Linked DNA regions of Homo sapiens: regions 1, 2, 3, 4, 5 and 6 are each linked to region 7. A link is a contact called in ENCODE Hi-C or POLR2A ChIA-PET data. All regions are on one chromosome and are shown on one strand. Each heading gives the region's core, a stretch centred on a gene start or an enhancer-like site at or near the end of the contact. The rest is flanking DNA. Distances are from core to core; before and after follow the strand shown. Region 1 holds the start of RNASEH2B-AS1 (RNASEH2B antisense RNA 1). Region 2 holds the start of ITM2B (integral membrane protein 2B). Region 3 holds the start of MED4 (mediator complex subunit 4). Region 4 has its middle 67 kb from the start of DLEU1-AS1. Region 5 holds the start of RB1-DT (RB1 divergent transcript). Region 6 holds the start of SUCLA2-AS1 (SUCLA2 antisense RNA 1). Region 7 holds the start of SETDB2-PHF11 (SETDB2-PHF11 readthrough).

What was found. A loop is a pair of places that touch in the nucleus more often than their neighbours do. ChIA-PET counts read pairs that join two places held with the same protein, here RNA polymerase II (POLR2A). Pooled maps may share reads with other maps.
Region 1: a loop to region 7 is called in a map of CD8-positive, alpha-beta T cell, with 21 times the contacts of the local background. The contact joins the promoter of RNASEH2B-AS1 here to the promoter of SETDB2-PHF11 in region 7. A Hi-C loop is called at or near these places in 3 of 168 maps with a recorded cell type or tissue (CD8-positive, alpha-beta T cell and naive thymus-derived CD4-positive, alpha-beta T cell), 3 of 37 single-sample maps with no recorded cell type and 15 of 50 pooled maps. POLR2A ChIA-PET finds 5 or more read pairs at or near these places in 2 of 52 experiments (T-cell and WTC11).
Region 2: a map of CD8-positive, alpha-beta T cell shows a loop between it and region 7 (5-fold over the local background). The contact joins the promoter of ITM2B here to the promoter of SETDB2-PHF11 in region 7. A Hi-C loop is called at or near these places in 3 of 168 maps with a recorded cell type or tissue (CD8-positive, alpha-beta T cell and ascending aorta) and 17 of 50 pooled maps. POLR2A ChIA-PET finds 5 or more read pairs at or near these places in 1 of 52 experiments (activated CD8-positive, alpha-beta memory T cell).
Region 3: a map of naive thymus-derived CD4-positive, alpha-beta T cell shows a loop between it and region 7 (16-fold over the local background). The contact joins the promoter of MED4 here to the promoter of SETDB2-PHF11 in region 7. A Hi-C loop is called at or near these places in 3 of 168 maps with a recorded cell type or tissue (CD4-positive, alpha-beta memory T cell and naive thymus-derived CD4-positive, alpha-beta T cell) and 10 of 50 pooled maps.
Region 4: a pooled map shows a loop between it and region 7 (7-fold over the local background). The contact joins the enhancer-like site here to the promoter of SETDB2-PHF11 in region 7. A Hi-C loop is called at or near these places in 2 of 37 single-sample maps with no recorded cell type and 4 of 50 pooled maps.
Region 5: a map of CD8-positive, alpha-beta T cell shows a loop between it and region 7 (8-fold over the local background). The contact joins the promoter of RB1-DT here to the promoter of SETDB2-PHF11 in region 7. A Hi-C loop is called at or near these places in 2 of 168 maps with a recorded cell type or tissue (CD8-positive, alpha-beta T cell and naive thymus-derived CD4-positive, alpha-beta T cell) and 17 of 50 pooled maps. POLR2A ChIA-PET finds 5 or more read pairs at or near these places in 1 of 52 experiments (HepG2).
Region 6: a loop to region 7 is called in a map of CD4-positive, alpha-beta T cell, with 8 times the contacts of the local background. The contact joins the promoter of SUCLA2-AS1 here to the promoter of SETDB2-PHF11 in region 7. A Hi-C loop is called at or near these places in 3 of 168 maps with a recorded cell type or tissue (CD14-positive monocyte, CD4-positive, alpha-beta T cell and CD8-positive, alpha-beta T cell) and 6 of 50 pooled maps.

The regions. Positions count from the first base shown.
Region 1 is chr13:50,908,797-50,912,130 of GRCh38, reverse strand. It overlaps RNASEH2B-AS1 (RNASEH2B antisense RNA 1), which reads left to right and starts at 1,419. Exons shown (of 3, transcript NR_046552.1): 1 at 1,419-1,648. RNASEH2B (ribonuclease H2 subunit B) reads right to left here and starts at 2,340. Exons shown (of 11, transcript NM_024570.4): 1 at 1,991-2,340. The coding sequence starts at 2,054. RefSeq lists silencers at 1,586-1,635, 1,846-2,085, 2,096-2,525.
Region 2 is chr13:48,231,052-48,234,468 of GRCh38, reverse strand. ITM2B (integral membrane protein 2B) reads right to left here and starts at 1,263. Exons shown (of 6, transcript NM_021999.5): 1 at 992-1,263. The coding sequence starts at 1,108. RefSeq lists an enhancer at 55-752 and silencers at 808-1,017, 1,028-1,387.
Region 3 is chr13:48,093,114-48,096,564 of GRCh38, reverse strand. MED4 (mediator complex subunit 4) reads left to right here and starts at 1,461. Exons shown (of 7, transcript NM_014166.4): 1 at 1,461-1,611. The coding sequence starts at 1,487. RefSeq lists a silencer at 1,958-2,252.
Region 4 is chr13:50,593,005-50,596,147 of GRCh38, reverse strand. No RefSeq gene overlaps it. Among named protein-coding and RNA genes, the nearest start is that of DLEU1-AS1, 67 kb to the right of the region's middle. RefSeq lists an enhancer at 1,172-1,371 and a silencer at 1,472-1,671. Within about 2 kb of position 1,592, at least 3 of the 41 ENCODE cell types and tissues checked have a DNase peak (open chromatin) inside an H3K27ac peak, as active enhancers do.
Region 5 is chr13:48,302,272-48,305,294 of GRCh38, reverse strand. It overlaps RB1-DT (RB1 divergent transcript), which reads left to right and starts at 1,593. Exons shown (of 3, transcript NR_046414.2): 1 at 1,593-2,004; 2 at 2,803-2,956. RB1 (RB transcriptional corepressor 1) reads right to left here and starts at 1,544. Exons shown (of 27, transcript NM_000321.3): 1 at 1,246-1,544. The coding sequence starts at 1,382. RefSeq lists enhancers at 533-602, 843-892, 967-1,690, 1,691-2,416 and a silencer at 1,103-1,392.
Region 6 is chr13:47,999,983-48,003,297 of GRCh38, reverse strand. It overlaps SUCLA2-AS1 (SUCLA2 antisense RNA 1), which reads right to left and starts at 1,893. Exons shown (of 2, transcript NR_189308.1): 1 at 1,476-1,893; 2 at 607-863. It overlaps SUCLA2 (succinate-CoA ligase ADP-forming subunit beta), which reads left to right and starts at 2,025. Exons shown (of 11, transcript NM_003850.3): 1 at 2,025-2,118. The coding sequence starts at 2,029. RefSeq lists enhancers at 485-1,684, 2,061-2,250, 2,271-2,320, 2,341-2,390 and a silencer at 1,831-1,940.
Region 7 is chr13:49,442,768-49,446,197 of GRCh38, reverse strand. It overlaps SETDB2-PHF11 (SETDB2-PHF11 readthrough), which reads right to left and starts at 1,924. Exons shown (of 21, transcript NR_135324.2): 1 at 1,341-1,924. CAB39L (calcium binding protein 39 like) reads left to right here and starts at 2,134. Exons shown (of 11, transcript NM_001079670.3): 1 at 2,134-2,212. It overlaps SETDB2 (SET domain bifurcated histone lysine methyltransferase 2), which reads right to left and starts at 1,924. Exons shown (of 14, transcript NM_001160308.3): 1 at 1,341-1,924. RefSeq lists enhancers at 771-1,544, 2,227-2,306, 1,545-2,317, 2,687-2,756 and silencers at 2,017-2,066, 1,738-2,218.

The DNA of each region.
Region 1 (3,334 bases), core at 170-2,669, 1.5 Mb before region 7:
CACAGCTCTTTCTAGCAGTTCCAACAGCTGCTCAGCCTCCCCCAATGCCTTAAAAGGTCACAGTAGATCTCAGCTCTGAACAGAAACTCAACTGAAACTCTTCCCACAACCCAGCAGTAGATATATTAAAACCTACAATTTTCAGGGATACAATCAATATTTAATTCTTTTGAGGGTTTTGTGTTTAATACAAGGACACAAACACACGTATAAAATGACGATGTCAATACTGATTAAACAGAACAACAAAATAAGAAGCTCAAATTATCATCAGCTATTGTGTATATCTGAAATAACAATAATGCACTTGATTCTGAAAGAATGATTAGAGTTCCTACTCTGAAAATCTAATTGTCTTGATGTGACGAAGTGAGAAGAAAGGATGATTTTTCTAATGAAAAGCATGTATACGGGTAGCCCTTTGCGAGATTCTGTCAAAACCCTGAATTTTGCATTAGCTGTTTTACCACCCAAACGTTTTTACCGAGGATGTGCAGCAATGGGAACTCTCATACACTGCTTGTGGGAATATAAATCAGTATAACCACTTTGGAAAACCATTTAACATTGTCAACTACAGCTCTACACACAAGTACTAGAACCAGCCATTCCACTCCAGGGTATACACCCTAGAGATATGAGTGCCCATGTCTACCAAAAGCCGCCTAAAGGAATGCTCTGAGAAGTGTAACTTGTAATAGTTGCAAACTGGAAACAACCCAAATGTCCATCCACAGTAGAGATACATAGTATGGATACTCATACAATTAAACAGAAGCAGCAATGAAAAAACTAACCAACCAACCAAACAACTGCTACAACATGAATGAATTTCACAACAAGGATGAATCTTTCAGAGTGAAAGAAGCCAGACACAAAGGGTACACTCTTATTCAAACAGGCAAAACTAATCTCTGGTGACAGAGGTCAGCATAGAGGTTCCTGGGGCTATCTAGGAACAGGCATGAGGCGTTATTGGAAACAGTCTACATCTTGAACTGGGGGATGGTTACTAGGGTGGTGTATACGTATGAAAAGTTCAGTGAGTTGCATACTTAAAATCCGTACACTTTATGTATGTTTTATTTTTAGAGGCAAAAAATATTATTGACAGCCTGTCATGTAAACATTTTCAATAACCATCATAAAACTCTAAATTCCTGGGAAAGAATATTGTTATCAGAGTATATTTACTGCCACAAACACTGCATTTGCTGAGCTAAAGTCAAAACTTAATACAGGGAACAGGAGATGTTCCTTTTTTCCAATGTTACATATATAAAAAGACCAAACCTTTCTGGCTTGCACTCCCTAGGCCAAATTCCTTTAACTGTGTCATTTAATCGGTCCTTCCTTGTGTGGCACTGGCTGTCCACTGTCCCAAGCCCTCGCATGTCCTGGATGGCCGGTCATCATCCACACGGGGGCTGAAAGGCCCGGCTCCAGCACTCCTGTGGTCATCATCCTGCTGAATCGCTTTGAACTACCCTTGGCCTAACCGCGACTCCCATCCCGCTTCCCTCCTGCCTCGCCACTGCAGGCCTGTCCCTTTGCTTTCTTAAAACTGCGCACCGTCTGAGGCCACTTCGAGCCTACTGGATCCCTGGTTCCAACCCAGTAGGATCACAGAAGCAGGGCCAGCTGCCAGGTAGGGGACACCAAGGGCAGAAACCTCCGGGGCCCGCAGCGCACCGGTGACCGCGAACCCGCGTGGCTCCCCTCAGGCTGAGTCGGCTTCCACCCTCCCACCCGAGCCACCGGGGATCAGGGCCCGGGAAACACGCTCGGTCCTTTTCGGCGCTTCCGGGTTTGAAAACCGCGGCTTGCTATGACGTGTGACCAAAATGCGGGGCCAGCTGTCCCAGAGAGAATCCCATCCCGCGCCGGGCCGGGTAGTGGGAGCCACCGGGGTGGGGGGCGGCGCGCCCGGGGTCGCGGGCCGCTCCGCCAGTTCTTGGGCCGACCCCGCCGCCCGGGCGCGCGTGTTTACCTGAAACCAGGAACACGTGCTGCCGGGCGCCAACCCCGTCCCCGCAGTCCACGCCAGCGGCCATGCCGCCCGCCTCTTCCGGGGCGCCGCAGGCTCAGCGCCGCGGGCCTCAGTCTCCCAGCCCCGCCGAAAATGGCGGGAGAAGGGTCTGTTCCGGGTGGCGCGGCGCGCTGAGGGACCGGCAGCGCCCGGGAGGAGGCCCAGGGACCGAATTTCGTTTCGTTTCCGAGACCAGCCTGCTGCTCGTGTTACGTTTTTAAATTTAGCGCCAGGCGAGGGGCTCTGAATGCCGGCCGGTGGCCGCAGGCAACGGGAAGGGGCCGCGGCCTCTCCCTCGCGGCTCCGCTAGTGGTAGGTGCTCATCGCGCGCCGCAGGGCGCCGAGTGACGCGGAGCGGGGCGGGGTCGCCGGGGCCCCGCGCTCTGTGGCTGCACCCAGCGGCCCTCCATGGTCTAGCCAGCGGGCTAGGATTGGGTCTGCGGGGTGTGTGCCCGGACAACGGGTGACGCCCGCCACACCCCCGGGGCCGGGGGACTCACCTGGAGCTAGTCCGTGTTAAGGACAATAGCAGTCACATCGGAATCCGAATGCAACTCTTAGCCATGGTCCTCAATTATTTGTGAATATATATTGGTCATCAGTTGCATTCTGTGTTGCTATTGATGTGAGAATATGTGTGCATTGTGAGCTACAAGGGATGTCCTCAATTTGGACTCCGTCCTCATCACTAAAAGAGGTGCACAGTTTTGGGCTCAGAATATGAATTTGTTGTTTTGGAGAACGCTGTATACTGAGTTAAAAACTTAGACATTTATTTAAAAAGTGATGTTTAAAAAGTTAGAGCCATGAAATTTGGGGATTTAAACTTTTAAAAATAACATTTTAATTGAAAAGTGTTGTTTGGTACATGGTTTTTAAGAAGAAAGTACATATTCCTTTCATACTTTAGAGAAAAGCACGGGCCAGGCGCAGTGGCTCAGGCCTGTAATCCCAGCACTTTGGGAGGCCGAGGCGGGCGGATCGCCTGAGGTCAGGAGCTGGAGACCAGCCTGACCAACAAGGTGAAACTCCGTCTCTACTGAAAATACAAAAATTAGCTGGGTGTGGTGGTGCACATCTGTAATCCCAGCTACTACGGAGGCTGAGGCACAAGAATCACTTGAACCCAGGAGATGGAGGTTGCAGTGAACCGAGATCCCACCACTGCACTCTGGCCTGGGCTACAGAGCTGGACTCTGTCAAAAAAAACAAAAACAAAAAAATCCACAAAAACCTATTTTTTTTTTTTTTAAAGAAAAGCATGATGTATCTCTTTTATCCCAGATCCCAGGGGTAACTGTTAAC
Region 2 (3,417 bases), core at 14-2,513, 1.2 Mb after region 7:
AATGCTAACAACAACAAAAAATAAGATAAGCAACATAACTTTACAGTTAATTTCTAATTTTTGCAGCCTAAAAAGGGTCTGGGTAAGAGGCTGTGGGCTTTTTTAACTTATGAGACAATTACACTCATATTTAAGTAAATATGATCGTAACCTACTAAAAGTCAACACAGTAACAGCCCCACTTCATGAATTTTCCTAGGATTAAAGGGAGATTTTGTAAAATAAAGGAGAATTTTATTAGGGACCCGGGGGCAAATTTCTCATGTTTAGTTTCACGCAGCAGGAGTCCTCACAAAGACGCTGATACAATTTAAATGCCAACAATTGGTTTTTCACTAACATCCACATAGTCATTACTGGCCTTTACTAGTAATGGTAAGAGACAGCCCAAACCTACTTCGGGCGGACTGTCCCTTCGTCCCCTCTCCAGGTGAAGTTCACCTGCCACTACCGAAGGGCCGTGGAAAAAGGAGGTAAAGAAACGCTTTTAAAATTAAGACGCTTACAGTTGCTGGACTTAGTCCAAGTGCTGTTCAAGCCTAGAAACGAAAGTGGGAAACAACAGAGGTTTAGGCTTGTAATGATGTCAGCCATTTTAGGTACATTATTTATACTGGGAAGGAAGTGCCAAACTCGGTTGTTGTTGTTGTGCCTGTCGCTGCCGGTCCCCAGATCGAACAAGCCAAGTCCTGGCTGCACGCACGCTCCCCGGACTGCACAAACGACCGGGAATTCGGCACAATTAGCCAATCGTTCCCTCTCCAGGCCTCCCAAGCCCCCGACCCCGCGTCAGGCACCGCTTCCAGCACACGCACTTCCTTACAAAGGAGCTGCGGACCCACAGGAAACGGGAGCGCCGGGCTCTCTCGGGGACTTGTCCCCGCGGCGCGAGCCCCGCGCCCGCCACCTCGGGGCGCACTGCCGCTGCAGTCCGCGCAGCCCTCCCCGGCCGGGCCCAGCACCCGCTTCCTCGACCTCCCCGGGCTCGGACCTTGCAGTCCACCGCGACGGCGTCGGGGGGGATGATGAGCGCCTCCTCGCCGCTCTTGGGCTCGTCCTTCTTGGCCTCCTTCTGGGCCAGAGCGGAGTTGAACGTCACCTTCACCATGGCGCGGCCTGGGGCGCCCTCGAAGGGCGGCGGCGGGCTCGGGGCGCGGGCTGCGGGCTCCCGGCTGCGATTGCAGCCTCTACGGCCGGGCTCCGGGAGCGGCTCCGGGCGGCTGAAGAGGTTCGGGAAGCTCCGCGGCGGCAGAGGCGGCTACTGCGGTAGGGATCTCGCAGCCTCCCAGCTCCCGCGCGAGGGCGGAGACTGCTCGCACATCCCCTGGGAGGCGGGGCGGGGGCGGGGGCGGGGCCAGCGGCCGGGGGTGGGGTGCTGCGCGGGACCCTGCCCTCGCCCCGCAGCTGGGCGCCGGATCCCGGCGCGCCTCGGAGAGGGATGGGTGTCCCTCTGGGCCGCCTGGAATTTCCAGTTCTGAATTCGCTCCCAACCAGGTTACCTCCAGGCCGAGTGCTGCAGGTTTGTAGCGAAATCGAGTGAACTTTCCTGAGTTCGCCGGGTACAAGGGACTAACCTTTGGCAGCACCAGACCGCCGCTTCCCTGTACCCTGTCCCCACCGCGAGCCTAAAGGCCATGGAATTTTTGTGCATCCACATCTTCATTTTCTCACTTATTAGGTAACCGACTCAGTGGAGCACAAACATGTTTAAAGCTCTCTGTCCTTGAGATCTGACTTTATCTTTCACGGACCTCACCCAAGGGCGTTTACCTGGCTCAGACCTGCCTGGTCTTCCTTCCCTCTCTCAGGAGGTCAGGGCCTGTTCTGCCTAGTCCCAGACCAATGTGGAGGAAGCTCTTGGCAGATTTGTATTTCAAACATCTCACACTCGTAAAACGAAATGTTCCACTCTTGTGCGTACTTGGAAAAAAACCACATGCACACTTGGCTGATTTGTGACTCAAAGTACTCGATGACGAGTCCCTTTATTTTTCTGCAAAATGAAAAAATAATTAAGGATAACGCAAAATTCTCATGTTTTGAAGACGTTTCATTTACAACTAATGCGAGGTAGAATACTGGCTCCCGTCGTTACTGCGTTCATTACTGTGTCAACAGACGGCCCCCTTGGACAAATGTGTTATCTTGTATCCTTCCACCCCATTCTGTCCTGGTTCATCCAGAGTTGTGGGTGTGCTCTAGAATGTTACAGCTGTGTCAGCTCTGCCTTGGGCCAACCCTGAAAAAAGTGGGTTCAGTCTGAGATCTTTGGGGATTTGGCCCTGCTCAAGGAGGGAGTTGGGTATTTCCATAGAATGTCAGATCATAAGTCCCAGGGAAACAGCCCAAGATCTCCAAATCCTTCTGTTCATGTATTTCAGAAGCATCCTGGGCTGAGATAGAAACCCAGGCCAGACTTTGAGTTTGCTTTGGGTATTCAGAAATTCCTGTCAAAATGAAATCTGCTCAACCAAGAGGAGGATGAGTTAGGTTCCAGTTCTGGTGAGTTTTAACAGTAGCTAACCATACTTGCAGCAACTTATTTAAACTCCTGGGTCGCCCTTGTGCAGGCATCGGCTCTGTGAGGTTGACTCTATGGACTGGACTTTCATAGTATCTAATGTTATCTAATTCCTCAAAGTCAACGACTGCTTCCAGCTCCCTAGTTTAATAGGTTCCCTGAGACATTACAGTTGAAGACTAAGTATTTCTGGAAGCAAGATCTGGAGGATTATAAATAATTATATGTACATCCTTCCTACTTCGTTCTGTGTTAAAATAAGATGGTAGAAAAATACTCAAGGCATTTTGCAGTAGATGATAGAGAAGAATCTGGCTGTCATTATACTCCGGGGGGAAAAAAGGAATTACAGAAGAAAATAAAACAAAATTCTTCGTGAACAACACTACTGAACAGACTAGGAAGCTGAGGCAAAGGATGAACAAATGAGGTTGACAAAACTAGAAATCCTCCCCGCCCCAGGATTTCTATTTTGAAAGACTCATGAATAAAAGACCATTCATTATTTTGTGTACTTGCAGTGAGCAACAGTTTAAAATCAGTTGGCAACCGGTCTGGGAATAATCTCCTGGTTTTTTTTCTCCATTTTATCTCATGTGTCTACAGAACTGTGTAGTGCACAACAGCAGGGATAATAAAGACGCTGGAGCAAGACCAAACATAGCAAATCCAGTCTTGTGATTTAGAAAAGGTTGCCCGTTGACCCTGAAAACTTAGGAGCCAGGGAGGAGGAGAGTCCATGACTCAACAAAAGAAAGTTAAAAACATAGTTATAAGTTACTATTAACTACCAAATGTAAAGGGAGTCTTAGAGGACCTTTGTTTTCCTTTTTGACGTTGAGTTTGAGAGAGCAAGATGAATCTGATTCCAGCTCTGCATATCACCAGCAACCATG
Region 3 (3,451 bases), core at 212-2,711, 1.3 Mb after region 7:
TTACTTTTCATCGTAAGTGAGTAAATCAGCATTCTAGATTACGCAGCAGTTGCTATGAGTGAATTTATTTAACATGAATTTCTAAAAGACTTGTCAACTCTGGGTGCCCAGGAGTCAGGTTTAGCACCTCCAAAAAGACAGAGTAGAGGATGAGACCCTGAAATGAAAGGACTACAGGTACTACTACCTCATGGGAGTGAGGCAGTCCCAGACCATCTTTTATAATAGCAATATGGAATCCTCATTCCCAATAGGCTTGTAACTTTGCTTTTTTCTGGTAGAGAGTGATCCCTACTACATTGTTATCCCTAGGAAAAGTAGGCTAAGACGTATTTTTGCCTTTGACAACCAGTTCTGGTTTGGAATGTGTGGTACATCAATGACTTAAACTATGTTAATTAACTACTACTTATGTACTGTATTGGTTCCTTCAGTTCAATAATTAACCTGAGTAATGAGCAAAACATTTTGTTGGAAGATGTATGGCTATAAAGATGGATTATAGCAATGTGGAAGTAACCTAACTGTCCATCGTCAGATGAATGGATGAACAAAAGGTGCCATATGCATACAATGGAATATTAGTCTTAAAAAGGAAAGATATTCCAGCACATGCTACATCATGGATGAACCTGGAGGACATAATGCTGAGTGACATAAGCCAGACACAAAAAGACAAATACTGTATGATTCTGCTTATATGAGGTACCTAGAGTAGCCAAACTTACAGCAATGGAAAGTAGAATGGTGGTTGCCAGGGCCTGGAGAAGGGAGGGATAAGGAGTTAGCATTTAGTGAGTACAGAGTTTGTTTTACAAGATAAAAGGTTTTGGAGATGGATAGTTGCTCAACAGTATGAATGTATTTAATGCCACTGAACTATCCACTTAAAAATGGTTAAGGTGGGCCGGGTGCGGTGGCTCACGCCTGTAATTCCACCACTTTGGGAGGCTGAGGCAGGCGGATCACGAGGTCAGGAGATTGAGACCATCCTGGCTAACAAGGTGAAACCCCGTCTCTACTAAAAATACAAAAAATTAGCCGGGCGTGGTGGCGGTCGCCTGTAGTCCCAGCTACTCGGGAGGCTGAGGCAGGAAAAATGGCGTGAACCCAGGAGGCGGAACTTGCAGTGAGCCAAGACATCCGCGGCGATGCACTCCAGTCTGGGCAACAGAGCGAGACTCGTCTCAAAAAAAAAAAAAGAAAGAAAGAAAGAAAAAAAACCATTAGGCCCAGGAGAATCAGACTGCGTTGCCCCCACTGTTCTCAGTTCAGCTGTCGCTCCCAGGGTTTGGACCAGAAAGCCCTCGCCGGCCCAACAGATGGCGCCGGTGTCCGCAGTGCGCCTCCAGGCCCAAAGGGGGCGCTCTCGCCAGGCCTCTTTTTCCTCTCCTGGGTGACTCTTCCGCCTTCCGAGCCCGCCTTCTCGCCACGCACCTGCGTCAGCTCGCTCTGCGCGTGCGCCGGTGGCGGGACTCTGGGGAAAATGGCTGCGTCTTCGAGTGGTGAGAAGGAGAAGGAGCGGCTGGGAGGCGGTTTGGGAGTGGCGGGTGGTAACAGCACACGAGAGCGGCTGCTGTCTGCGCTTGAGGACTTGGAGGTCCTGTCTAGGTAATGCGGCGAGCCTGAGAGCCGGGCTGGAGCTGGGCCGGGGGACTGACCCCGGAGCCGGCCGGCCCTGCGTTTGTGCTCGTTCTCGGGGTTCGGCGGGGAGGGCCAGCTCGGGAGTTTCGGGTGCATGAGGGTCATGGACGTGGGGTCCGCAGCCCTCTGGCACTCTGGGCGGCGGTTTTTCCCGTTAGAGGGAATTTTAGTAATGATAAGAACTCGCGCGGTCTGAGCCTCTTCGTCCGCGGCCAGCCACTTAACATTTATGGAACGCTCCTTGGGGGCTCAGCATTGGGGAGACGGTAGTGAAGGGTAGACTGGATGCCAGCTGTCGAGAGAGAGACAGATGTGTAAACTGGCTTGGGGCCTGTTTTTATTAGAGGGCTGCGCTGCGGGGTACTGGAGCACAGGGACTAGGCACCTTTTTTGGTTGTAGTCAGGGCAGGCCCTCTGAAGAAAGTGCTGCTTGGGAAGCATGAGCTCGCCAAACTCACTAGGCAGCACAGATAGATGGAACAGCAAGTGCAAAAAGCCTGGCTTGGTGGAGTTGCAAGTTGTTTAGGATGGTTGTGTGTCAGAGATAGGAGATGAAATTAGATGTCGTTCTTCATATTCTGTCACCTTTCATGATAAGTCTTTCAAGTTGAAGCCTTCCTTGACTCCCTCCCATTGACTTGGATGGTAAATTATCTTGGTTCTACCTCCTAAAGTGTCGCTCCAATTTGCCCTCTCGTTCCAACCCCGCTGTTCATAACTCCTTCTTAAATGTAGCCTCCCAAACAGTTTTAATTGCCTCATGCTTCTGCACTTTATCCTTTTATATTGGCCGATACCAGTTTTAAAAGGCATCTTATATCACTTTTCTGCAGAAAAATTATATAAAAGCTACCTCATTGGTAGGTTTGCGTTGTCCAGTGAGGTAAAGTTCAAATTCTTTAGTCAGACTTCCACATCTTCAGTGCCATTCCCAGTCTACTCCCGATTTGGTGAATGATTCATATATCCTTCAGAATCCAGCTCAAATGTCACTTTTTCTATAGCCAACATTCTTTGACAGCTTTAGAATAAATCTTACCTGTTGTATTTTAAAATATACGTGATATAATCAGCACTTTATTTTTGGTGTAAATTTAGTCCTTGCCATCGTATTGCTACCAAGTTACCAGGTCAGCACAATATTTAATGATGGAAGAAAACCCGAAAACACCTAGACAGCAGAAATTAAATGGCTTATGTGTTTGATCCACTGTTTAAAATAAACTGTATTAGGGCCGGGTGTGGTGGCTCACGCCTATAATCCGAGCACTTTGGGAGGCCAAGGCGGGCGGATCATTGGAACTTCTTCACAGAATGAAGCTGCTCTGGTGGTGTGACTGGCTTCCAGAAAGGTCTCATGTGTTCACTCAGAGGTAGTTATGTGTACTGATTCTGTGATCTGTGAAGTTTGTCAGTCTCTGAATGTAATTTGTGTCTGGCTTGCATTTATGAAAATGAGAAGAAAAATCACGAATATACCTTACATATTTTTAGATTTAGCCTCTTTAAAAATAGTGGATTTATAACTTAGGATCTTTTTTTTTCTATTAACCTGATTATATAGCCTTTCGGGATATTTATTAGTTTATAAAATGTAATGCAAGGAGATAGTCTTAAAAAGTTGAAACACAGGTTGTAGGCTAAACGTTTTTTTTAACCCATTTGTAACTCAAAACTCATTGTTCCACAGAACCATGTTGATAGGAATCTTGAGTTTTCCACACCAGCCTGTTAATTCTGTTTACCTGAAAAGTGTATTACTGCTAATAATGTAGGCTCTAACCGCTATGGAAATTTTATTTCTATG
Region 4 (3,143 bases), core at 343-2,842, 1.2 Mb before region 7:
GCCTTTCAGTTTCCACCCTTGTGCTCCTGGCAAATGTGATGGCCCCGATGGCTCTTTGCTCAGTGTGATGGCCCCAGGCACCCTTTGCTCATCTTATGTTCACTTAAGTGGCTGACTGTCCCACGAGTAGAAGCCGGGAGCAGGAGCCACAGTATCTCAGTGATCTTTGTGTCCTCCACCTCTTACCTAGAACATAAGAGGTCCTCGGTAAGTTTATCAAATGACTCCCTGAACAAATGCACATTAGGGAATGTAAATCTTCTTTTCAGATACTGCTCTTGTCTCATCCACCAGTTGCCTTTAAGCAAGTCATTGGTTTTCAATTTGTGTGTGTGTGTGTGAACAAAAAGCTTCTTCACACCAAGTCTTACTTGGAAGACCCTGGCCCCCCAATATATAACATGATAATAGTGAAGTTCATCTTGTTCACATAAAATGGGGAGGCCGTGGGAGCCTCAGTACCACCCACTTGCCATCCCCTCAGCTAAAATCCTCCACATATATAAGTTCTTTTACTTTTCTCTGACTCAAGCCAAATCTTTCTCCCCTCGTGGCAGCTTCTCTCTGATCATCCCAGCCACGGGGGCCCTGCCCGTTTCTGAACTCCTAGGAGTCCTACTGTGTACTCTTGTAACATATACAGAGTTTGTACCAATGAACACTCACATTCACTAAGTCTTGCTGAAGGCCAAGTCCAGTGACATGCACTTTACATACTTATCTCATTTAATCCTCAGGGCAATCCTAGGAGGTATATACTCTCACTATCTCCACTTTACTCATGAGAAAATAGAGGCTCAGAGAGGTTAAGCAATTTGCCAGGGTCATATAGCTATGAACTAGCAGCACTAGGATTTAAACCCCGAGCTAACCCATTTACTGTTTCTACTTTTGATGTGCCATTATTTGATCTTTTCAAGTATATTGTGAACTGAATTGTAGAAACTGCATCTCTACTTCTTTCTCTTGTTGCCCGATTTTTAATACAATGCCTTTAGCAAGAGTATAATTAATAATTTCAGATTAACAAATTCCCCAAAGTATATTGTATCTTTCCTCACTTCTGCCTCCTCTAACATCTGTCTGGCTAGAGGCTGTCAGCTGCTGCATTGGCTATGGTCTCACTTTCTTTCTTCCCCGAAGAAAATTGTCTTTCTGAAGCCTGCAAAGGAAGTCTCCACTGCTGAAAATATTAAGCACTTTCTCCAAAGGCTGGAAGCTAAGCAGGAGTTTCACAGGAGGGAAAAAACAACAGTGACCCCCTCAAATGGAGAGGGGAGGCTCAAGACAGGAAATCGAAGGTAAGGTCAGAGCAGCTCCAGGGAGCAGGGAGATGGACTGAAAGTGAGACTATTTAGATTTTTACCATTTGGGACTCTCCCTGCAGTTTAACTTGACTACATTTTAAAAACAGCCAAGTAGTGAAAGCCCTGCTCTCTGTGAACTCTGGCCTCTCTGCCTGTTTGGGATGTCAGAGAAAGGCTGCACTTTGTGTGAGGCAGCCCCAAGGGGCCACCCGGTGGCCTAGGTGGGGTGATTGATTGGGAGAAGTCCCAGGGGCACCGCCTTCCCGCCACTGCCTTGCACCTGCACTGCGGATAAACAGAGGCTGTGGTCTGCAGGCCCCCCCCCACCCGCCCCCGCCTGACCTACCCCCAGCCTTCGCCTCCTCTGGGCCTCACCCCATGGGGCCCTCTTACTTGAAAATTAACCACAGGCTTAAAGTGAAAAGAGAAGAGGCCTACACTGGCCCAAAGCATAGGCAAGTGAAATAGACAGCAAATAGAGCCACAATAATGCAGGCACCTCTGCACTCGAATAATGCAGGCACCTCTGCACTCGAATCTTAGAATCTGTTCCCTCTCATGAAACTCAATTCCAGTTTTTTTGGCCTTTACTACGGTATATGTCACAAGATTGCCAAAATGTCAGATGGTTAACCACCTTTCATTCTGATTGCTGATTTGAAAAGTTTAAAGTTAATTGGGGATTTCAACAGAAGTCTTCTTTATCTTAAAGTATTTGAAACATTTATCTTTTCTTTGGAAATATAATAAATAGTCTTCAATACCAATATATTTACAACATACTTAATAACTAATCAAATTTTCTCTTTAATGACCTTTGCACTATGCACATGAGCAATGTCTTTAAAAACAAAACACACGCACAGGCATGCACACCCACAGAGCAAAACATGCTTTGAAAAAGGAAAGCAAGAGACAGGGAATAGACATGGTTAGGTGACTGTGCACACGGTTGTGCTTTCTGACTGAGACAAAAAACAAAATTGTTTTTAAGATATATATATTCTATTATTGTACTATGCACTAATGAAAGTTGCTATTGTTATAGATAGATACAAAAACTTAACACAAAACCCTTAGTAAGTGCTGAATTTAAAATGTTCAATGTTGCCTATCAATTTCCTGAGTCTCCTAAGACCTAAATCATATGGATAGCTTTTTGCCCTGCATCCTTTACTTCTTTCTCTTTCTTTAGAAAAATCAGAATAGATTATGCCACATATGGAGTTAAAAAAACACATAGTCTGAAGGAAAGTTGTCTGCAGAGAGAGAAAACAAATAAATAAATAAGTCTACAAATAAACCCAACAGCAAAAGCCACCACAAGTAAGTTGAAAGCAAGTCAACTAGAAAAAAATTGCAGATTGTATCACAAGGGATTCATTTCCTTTATACATAAAGAACTCTGACAAATCACTAAAAAAAACTTCAACAATCCAATGTAAAAAATGAGCAAAATAAATAAACGAACAGCTCACAGAAAATGAACTGAATGTAGCCATTTAAAGTATGAAAAGATGCTTACTCCTCTCAAATGGAAAGACTGAAAAAGAAGAATGTTGGGGGAATAAGCTTATGAGGGGTGAGAAGATATAAAACCTTTACAGAGGATAATTTAGCCAAATATGTCAAAATTGCAAATGCATTTACTCTTTGACCTAGAAATCCCAATTCTAGAAATTAATCCTATGTATGTTATTTTACAGGTGTGAAGTGACATACAACATTATTTACTACCACACTGTAATAGCAAAAAGTACTTTTAGAAATCCAAATGCCAGTCAACAAGGGTCTAGTTAAATGAATTACAGTTCAGCTCCACAATTTTTTATTTGA
Region 5 (3,023 bases), core at 344-2,843, 1.1 Mb after region 7:
AATAGCCTTCCAGGGGCCATTTCCTAAATCCCACTTCAATCTTTTCTGCCGTGAATTGTTAGTGTATACCGAGTGGAAAGAAATGGGTGAGGGTGAAAGGATTTGGTGATAGACAAGAATGGGAGAGAAAATAGTGAAAAACAGAAACAAGTCCCATTCCCTCTGCAATGAACTTGTCTCAAAGTAGAACCAGTGCTGACAATAATGACAATTACACTCTTTCAATCATAGCTATTTAACCATAAAGTAGAAAAATCAAGAAAAGTAAGATGTTGTAATACAATAAATACTTCCCTTCAAGATCTAGTGCATTCGTATGGACTTGCTTAAATTTAGATTCCACTTAATAAGGGAAAACGAAAATTTCCATTTGCGCACAGAACCACTAATTTTGTGCCAAAAACAAAGGCAAAAAGAGGGGACACCAAGATCCTTGCTGGTTCAAAGTCAAAAGGCAAAATGGAAGAAATAATGAGACAAGCCGAAGCCGACTAACACGCAAGAAGAGTTCATCAAACAGGAAAAAAAAAAGTTTAGAAACTTTCAAGCACTTCTGGTAAATGTCTCATGAAAGTTTTGCCCATGTTTCAGTTCCTCTAAAGAGTTACGCTCCATCAATCACTACAGATGGCTTTGAGTCCCCAAGGCCTCGATGCATTATTGTTCTAAGGAAACGCCGCAAAGCTCCTGAGCCGAGTATCCTGTGGGCAATGGACACTCAGGACCCTGCGCTTCTTGTCCAAGGCTTTCTGGTCGGCCTCTCCCACAAATGGACTTCAGATGCAGTGCACGCCCGGAAGAAAATACTTCCCAACTGTTGCATCGCGTGAACCAAAACAGAAAGTCAGACGACCACCGGAGTACTCCAATTCTCCGGTGAAAAACTCTCCCACAGACACCATTTTTGTATTTTTATTTTTCATTTTTTGCGTCTGATGGACGCTCGCAACGACCCTCTGCCTCCGAGCCTCACAAGAGGGAACTGCACCTGTCACTTCGCTCAGGACCCTAGCCCCACCCGCCCGACACCTGTCAAGTTGAAGCCGAGACCCCTCGCCCAAGAACCCAGAATCCTGTCACCATTCTGCAGACGCTCCGCCGTGGCGGGGGGCAGGGAGGGCGCCTCCTCCCGCCGGGACCCGGCCCCTGGCGAGGACGGATCCCCGCCGAGCCGCCTTGGCGCCCGCCCTACGCACACCCGGGGCGCCCTTCCCGCGTGAGGCGACGGCGGCTCTGCTCGCTCACCTGACGAGAGGCAGGTCCTCCGGGCCGCTGTCCTGCTCTGGGTCCTCCTCAGGAGGGGGCGGCGGCGGCGGTGCCGGGGGTTCCGCGGCGGCAGCGGCGGCGGTGGCGGCCGTTTTTCGGGGGGTTTTGGGCGGCATGACGCCTTTCCGCGGCGGGAGCCAGCGAGCTGTGGAGGAGCGCCGGGGAGGACGACGCGCGCGCACGTCGGGGCACGCCCCGTCCTCTCCCGACTCCCGTTACAAAAATAATTTCAACGTCCCCTGAGAAAAACCGGACGCGCCCTCCCCCGCCCGGCAACTGAGCGCCGCGTCCAACCGCGGGAAAACGTCACTTCCGCCCGCGGCGTCACGTCCGCGAGGCTCCCGGGCCCGCCGGCGTCTGTGGGGAACTGGGGCGCTGGTCGGTGCGCGGGCTGGGACGCTAAGTCATGAGGAATTAAACTGGGAAACCTGGCGTGGGTCCAGGCGCCTTCCAGGAGGCATCCGGCGCGGCCCGGACGTGCTTCTACCCAGAACCACCCCCTCCAGGCCGGGGTGCACTTAACGGGGCTATACAAAGAGTCTGGTGGGTGACTGTGGGCCTCATCCCTATCCCGGGGTCTGATAGGGAAGACTCTCGGGCCCCGCAGGGAATATCTGGCTAGTGCACCCTCGGCGGGAGCGCCACTCTCCCTCCTTGGGCGGCGCCCCCCACCTCTCATCCCGCCCAATCCGTTTTGCAAAGTCGGCCAAAACAAAAACAAACTTGGAGCGCTGATAGGTGCGGAACTTTACCAGTCACTTAGAAGATAGAAAATGTTAGACACTTGCTGGCCTTTTGGGATCACTGGTTAGGGAAAGGAAGGGAGGGAGCTGTGGGGAATGAACGGATAGTAGTGTAATAAAGGATTGTAGTGGTGTAAGAACGGGAAGCACCGTGGAAACGTCTGAGGAAGATTTTCAGGGGAGCAGTAGCTGCTGAATAGAAGTCTGTCAGGCAGGCCTGACATTTACTATGTACCAGGAACTGTGCTGGCCACCTTACATAATTGTCTTATTTAATCCCCAGAAACAGCCTTTTTTTTCTTTTTCTTTCTTTCTTTTCTTTTTTTTTTTTTTTTTTTACTTTAAGTTCCGGGATACAAGTGCAGAACGTGTAGGTTTGTTACATAGGCATACGTATGCCATGGAGGTTTGCTGCACCTATCAACCCGTCATCTAGGTTTTAAGCCTTGCATGCATTAGCTAAGAAACAACGCTTTCCAATGGGTAGTATTAGCTAGTCTACGTTGCAGATGAGGAAACAGGCTCAGAGGAGTTAATTTGTCCAATACCAGGGCCGATGGGTAGCAGAGAATTTGAACTCAATTCTATTTGATTCCACTTGTCCATTATATTATGTTTGATGAAGAAAACAGTGACAGAGAAGGAGCATGTGCAAAGGCACAAAGACATCAGAAAAGAGCTTGCTGGGACTACCACCATCAAACATTGGCTTAAAGCTGTTATCACTTCTGTGTCTCGGTATTTGTACCAATAGATTATCTAGTTTGAATACATTTTTTTTTCTCTTTGGCAGACACTGTTATTGCCCATCTGAACTCGTCAACTGAGAAGGAAAGAGATGGTTTATGCTGTGAATAAAATACAGTTGTGCTGTGATGTAAATCCCCTCATCCTGGAGCAGCTGAGCAAGGTCTAAGGCAGGAAGAACCTTCAAGCAGGTCATGGCTGTAAGCCTCCTGAGTTTATCCCAGCAAGTTGTATAAGGGATTATCTTTTTATCTGCATATTATGACA
Region 6 (3,315 bases), core at 644-3,143, 1.4 Mb after region 7:
AAAGTGTTTGGATTACAGGCATGAACCATTGTGCCCAGCTACTTTTTTTGTTTTGATCGAAATTATCATGTGATTTTTCTAACTTAATATAGTGCATTACACATATTTTCAAATATTAAAACAAACTTACATCTCTGGAATATATCCCACTTGGTCATATTGTACAATTCTTTTTATATATTTCTGAATTATATTTGCTAATATTTTGCTATGGATTTTTCCATCAATATTCATGAGAAGTGTTGGTATTTTTTTCTTTTTGTACGGTCTTTTGCTGGCTTTGGTAGTGGGGTGATTCTAACTTCATACAGTACATTGGCAACTGTTCCTTCCTCTTCTATCTTCTGGAAGAGGCTGTATGGAATTGGTGTTAATTCTTGTGTAAACATTTTATAGAATTCATCAGTGAAAGCTTTTGGGCCTGGAGATCTCAGGTTTTTTTTTTTTTTAGTTTAAAAATTACAATTACAATTTTCTCTAGTTAGAGGACTATTTAAATTACCTTTTCATATTAGGTTATTTGTAGTAATTTGTGCCTTCTGAAGAATTCGCTCATCTTGTCAAAGTTGTCAAATTTATGTTATGTGGTGTTATTTATGGCATTCCTTTTTGGTGTCTGAAGGTTCTGTAATTATATTCCCTGGTATGTTCCTCACATTGGTAATTTGTGTCTTCTCTTTTTCTTTTTTCTTTGCAGTCTTGCTGGAGGTTTGTTAAATTTATTTATCTTTTCAAAAACCAGATCCTTGGCTGGGTGTGGTTGCCCACACCTGTCATCCCAGCACTTTGGGAGACTGAGGCAGGAGGATCGCTTGAACCCACGAGTTGGAGACCAGCCTGGGCAACATAGAGAGATTCTGTCCCTAAAAAAATAAAATAAAAAAATCAACCAAGCCTGGTGACACACATCTGTGGTCCCAAACTACTCCAGAGGCTGAGGTGGGAGGATCCCTTGAGCATGGGAGGTTGAGGCTGCAGTGAGCTGTGATCGCGTCACTGCACTCCAGCCTGGGTGACAGACCAAGACCCTGTCAATCAGTCAATCAATCAATCAATAGCTTCCCTGGAGACTCCAGCCTGCCACCAGCTTTGGTAACTAGTGGCCGACTGTCAGGCCTCTGAGCCCAAGCCTGCACGTGTACATCCAGATGGCCTGAAGCAAGTGAAGAATCACAAAAGAAGGGAAATTGGCCGGTTCCTGCCTTAACTGATGACATTCCACCATTGTGATTTGTTCCTGCCCCACCTTAACTGAGTGATTAACCTTGTGAAATTCCTTCTCCTGGCTCAGAACCTCCCCCACTGAGCACCTTGTGACCCCCGCCCCTGCCCGTAAGAGAAAAACCCCCTTTGTAATTTTCCGCTACCCATCCAAATCCTATAAAACAGCCCCACCCCTATCTCCCTTTGCTGACTCTCTTTTCGGACTCAGCCCGCCTGCACCCAGTTAAAATAAACAGCCTTATTGCTCACACCCTGTTTGGCGGTGTCTTCACACGGATGCGCGTGACACCGATCTCTTTGAGCATCAGAAGCGCATGACACCGACCATCTTCTCTTTGAGCATCACAAGCGCGTTACACCGACCATCTTCTCTTTGAGCATCACAAATGGTTTTATTCATTGCTGTAGGCCAAGGGCTCAAGGCTGTTTAGCACGAAGTAGACACTGGGTAATCATTTCTTGAATGAAACACATTTTACAGATGAGGCAACTGAGGCTGAGAGAAGTTAAGATCACCCAAGTGGCGGCGCTGGTCACCTTTACATTGCAATTCACTAGGAAGTGTTCAGGTTGCTCTGACCGCAGGGCAGATATTGGGGCTGCGGTGCCCAGTTCCAAAGGTCAAAGCTTGCTCCGCGCCCGCCAGGGAGCTGGTCTAGCGGCTGCAGTGTTAACCCGAGGCCCCGCCCCCAACGGGTGGCGCGAGGCGGGGCGTAGGTGAGCGCTGCAGAGAGGCTGCGCCTTGGGCCGCCTGTCGCCTGTGCGCCTGCGCGCGGCGCCGAGGGGACGGGGTCCGACTCAGAAATGGCGGCCTCCATGTTCTACGGCAGGCTAGTGGCCGTGGCCACCCTTCGGAACCACCGGCCTCGGACGGCCCAGCGGGCTGCTGCTCAGGTAATGCCTTCCAGTCCGCTGTCGTCTCGAGGGTCGGCAGGAGAAAGGGTGAGGTGTGAGGGGTCCCGTGGCCCGGCTCGGGGTCACTTCGCCGGCAGTGACATTTTCTGGGTGCCCTGCAAGGCCCTCGGGCGACTTGCCTGGGAGTGCTGCTCGCCAGGACTACGAGCGAGCCCATGTTTGCGCGGCTCTGACCCAGCCCTTAGTCCGCGAGGATCCCCGGCGGCCCGGCCGTGGCTGCTCCTGCAGTTTCTAAGAGATGGGCGGGAGCAGGTGGGCTCTGAGTGGAGGTGAGGGGGTCAGGACATTTTCTGCTGCCATTCCGGCGTCTGGCACGGTGGGCTGAGACTTGCGCCGCCCCTTTTTGGGCAGGGGGGAATGCCCTTCAAAAGTACTTTTGTGTTTCTTGGGAGCTGTCATAGGTGGGAATGTCAGAGGACCAGCGGTGCTTACTGACTTGCCTTTTGTGGGGCAAGGTAGGGAAGTTTCCCCTCTCCTCCAAGTAGTTGTATACTGTTCTACTTGTTAATAGCAGTAATAAGATTATGTTTTCTACCTAACCAGTTGGAGAGGTAAGAAAATAATCTTTTGTATAGCCTTATTTCTGGATAGGCTATAGCATAATAGTTACTGGCCTTGTTTTGAATATTTGATGTGTGCCAGGTAATGTGCTAAGCGCTTTACGTGTAGTTTCTCAGGTTTTTCAGCAACTGTGAGGAAGTCATTCAACACCTGCATCATTGTTGAACATATTATGGTTAAGAGAACAAGTAATTTGGACTAGGTCATATAGGAGGTAAGATCAAAGCTGAGATTTAATCCCAGAGGTGTCTGGTTCTAAAGCCGTGTACTTGAGTTGGCTCCACAACTTCGAAAACAAACATCTTCCTTCCAACTTTGACAACAAAAAACTGTGGAAGGGCATTATTGGTGTCCTAAGTCAATTCCAGAGTTTTGGGTTTTTTTCTGAAGTAACTCTTCATACATGTCATAGTATGAATTGATTTAGGGCCCTCCCGCCCCTACCTTTTTTTTTTTTTTTCATTTTTATTGAAGTTGTTCATACTTTCAGCCTAGGGGTAGTGAGTTCTGTGAGTTTGCTTCCCGATAGAAGTGACTTTTTGACCTTGAACTTCCTTCTTATGAATCTTAGAAGAGTGCTATTTAGTTTTTAGAAAATGGGGAATTTAGTGACAA
Region 7 (3,430 bases), core at 675-3,174:
AAATTAAGTATATATAAATGTTCAAAAAGGAATTCATTTTAAAGCTTTTTATAGCATATTGTCAAACTCTCTTCCAGAAAGGTTCTACCAATTTATACTTCCACCTAAGCACACTCAGTAATAGTTTTATTTTTTTTTAGACATGAGGTCTATGTTGCCCAGGTTGGTCTTGAACTCTGGGCTCAAGTGATCTGCCAAAGTGCTGGGATTATAGATGTGAGCCACCCACCGCGCACGGCCATAGATTTTTTTTTTTTTTTTGAGACGGAGTCTCGCTCTGTCACCAGTGCAGTGAGAAGGGTGCAGTGGCGTGATCTCGGCTCACTGCAGCCTCTGCCTCCCGGGTTCAAGCGATTCTCCTGCCTCAGCCTCCCGAGAAGCTGGGATTACAGGGGCCCGCCACCACACGCCCGGCTAATTTTTGTGTTTTTAGTGGAGACGGGGTTTCACCACGTTGGCCAGGCTGGTCTTGAACTCCTGACCTCAGGTGATCCGCCCGCCTCAGCCTCCCAAAGTGTGGGGATTACAGGTGTGAGCCACCGCGCCCGGCCCATAGCTTTGTTTTTAAGCAGCTCTCACCAGCGTTCACACCTGAAAATTTGAAAACTGAACGTGCACAAGTAAAACATGTTTCCTGGAGAAAATCTGCAAAATACAATAAAGCATAAAGGAGAAAATTTAAACACCATCCCATCATCCAGAGACAACTGGTGTTAATATTTCAGAGAGTAAATGGGCTTAAAAAACTTTTTTCCCCTTCTCACTTTTTCATTTTGGTAGAAAAATAATTAAGCCAGTCTGCTTTGCTTCAATGTATGGTTCCTTTTCGTTTCTAAAACAGGCTTTAAAAACACGTTTACCATTTCCTCTCGGCTCCTTACGTTTTAATTGTAACGACAGAACCACGGGTTAAGTCACGCTTAAGAACCACGGGTTAGTCACGCTTCTAACTACTTCACGTGTTCTTATTTAATCCCCCTAACAGTCATGTGGGTTAAATTAGCAGCTCGTTTGCTGATGAGGAAGCTAAGGAATGCCATACCGTAAGTGGCAGACACGAAATAAGGAACCAGGCAGCATGGTTTCAGAGCCTATGCTTTGGTTACTCCATTTGACCTCTTCAAATTTACTCCTCTCCTTGGCCTCATGTGTTAGTATTTACAGAGCTCACTGCAGGTTTCCACATGCCAAAGAGCACAGTTAATTACATATCTTTCCTTACTTAATTACTTATTGGGCTGTGGCTGATAGCGAGTCAGAAGTGTTACTATCTAATCTGAACTCCATGATCTTGGATGAATGACTGAACTTGCTGTATTTAAGGGCTCGTGTAATCTTACCTGTGAAATGGGCTAGTGGTTTAACCTTCAAGTTCTGCTTCTGGGTTTTATACTGCTGTCCATTTCCTGCCGCCCCTTTGACAACCTCAGGTTCCCAGCAGCTTAGGAATCACCTCTCATTAAGGCTGCACCCTGAGACAGACAGGCTGAAATGGAGGTTGGAAACTCAGTGCGCCCGCGGCCCCTTCTGCAGCCAGGACTGCACTTGGGTGCCAGGAGAAGGGAGGCTGCAAGGGCTGGGGTCCAGCCCCTGCTCGGGCGGCCGAGGGCTCCGCGGCGTTTTCAGCTCCTCCAACCTCCCGGCTAGAGGAACTGTCGGGGGCCAGCCACGGCGGTGCCTTGGTTTCACCTGGCTCCGCTGCGTTTTCTACGCCGCCCGCCTGACCTGAGGAGTGAGCTCCGCCAGCTCCGTTGGCAAGGCTGGGTTCCTCCGCGGGTGGGGCTCTCCTCCGACGCCAAGCCGCCCAAACCTCCCGAGCGCAGGTGCCCTCTGGCCGGGAAGTACTTCACCATTTACTAGCCTTCATCTCAACCACAACAGTCCCGCCCTGCCTCTACCGGGGATGAGGGAAGGCGTAACCTCCGCCGGGGACCAGGCCGACCTACCTAAACCGATCACTACATGGGAGGAGTCGGACGCCGGCCGTCCCACCACCCAGCCAGGAGCCCATTGATTGGTCGCACTCCCCACTGGTTCACGCCTCAGAGACTCGGCGCACTTACCGCTGGCACCGCAGTGGCGCCCGAGCGCGCCGCCTCCCGATTGACTGCTAGCGCTCTCGGCTTGTCTCGCGCACTGTAGCTGAGCCAATGGAGTTACTCGTAGTCGAGAGGCCGGCATCACTGGAGTGGTGGCGCAGCTGTTTCCTCCGGTAGGTGTGAGGCTGCCATCTTGTGTGTGGCTGGGACTGGGCTTCTTGGGGGTTGAAAACATACATAGCGCCTGGCCGTAGTGGAGGGGTCCGGAGAGAACAATGGGGTAAAGGAGAGGCCTAAGGGAGGAGACCCAGCGCCTTCCTACTTGCGGAAAGGATGGGTTTCCTGGGCCTGAGTCTCATCCCTGGCTAGAGAGAGCGAGGAATGGTGGTGGTGGTGGTGGTGATGGTTGTGGTGGTGGTAATAGTAGGGATCCCAGGTTTTGGTTTGTTGATCATTGTGGGGGCTGGGCGGGGCCTTTGATGCCTTAACATTGGTTCCTGGGAGCTCTTTTAGTAATTTTTGTCTCGCAAAGATTCTGACCATCAACCCCCTTTGACAAAGGAGGCTAGCTGATGAACTGCCTGATTGAGAAAGGAGCAAAGCTAGTAGTGGAAGGGGAGTGCCTCTCTACTATCCTCAGGTTCAGAAGAGACCTCCTCTTCCGTCCTTTTCGAGGGAGCGGCTGCTAAACAGTTTGCTCTTCGCGGGGGTTACTTTACTAAGGCCATCCTTTGGTAATAGTGGGCGTCAAGTTCTGCGTTTGGGCAAAATTGTACATTAGCGGGCAGCCAAGCATTCCTGCAGCTGTCTTTTTTTTTTCTTTATTTTAAGCTAGAAAGTGGTGGTCTTGCAGAAACGGGGCGTGAAGGAAGAATTTTGTCAAATCTTGATTTCCCCGATAACGATATGTTGAAGATTATAAATCTCTGGGTCTGCCATGACATGCTTGGTCACTTCATGGAGCAGGAGGAGGCTTTGTTAGGGAAAGCACCTTAATTTCTGAGCTCTTTTTGGGGTAGGAGGAAGAAGACAGGACTTAACCTTGTTTCCCTCCTCCTTTTTTTTTTTTTTTTTTAGCATTGTTGTGGATGGCATTGCATTGTCTTTCATTTGAGGGGAAAATGTATTGGATCTGAAGACCAAGCTGATGAAAGGCTAATATTTTGTGGTAGATTTTAGCAGTTTGACTTGCATGAAAAGAAAGCCGATGTATTATTGCCTTCAGCTTAGATTTCAGTTATTCAAGATTAACTGATGAACAACCTAATCAACAATACATGATAAAGACATCTCGCATCAGGAATACCAAAAAACAAAACAAACAGCAAAATAATTGATGTTTTTTTTTTTTTTTTTTTTTTTTTTTTTTTTGAGATGGAGTCTCTTGTCGC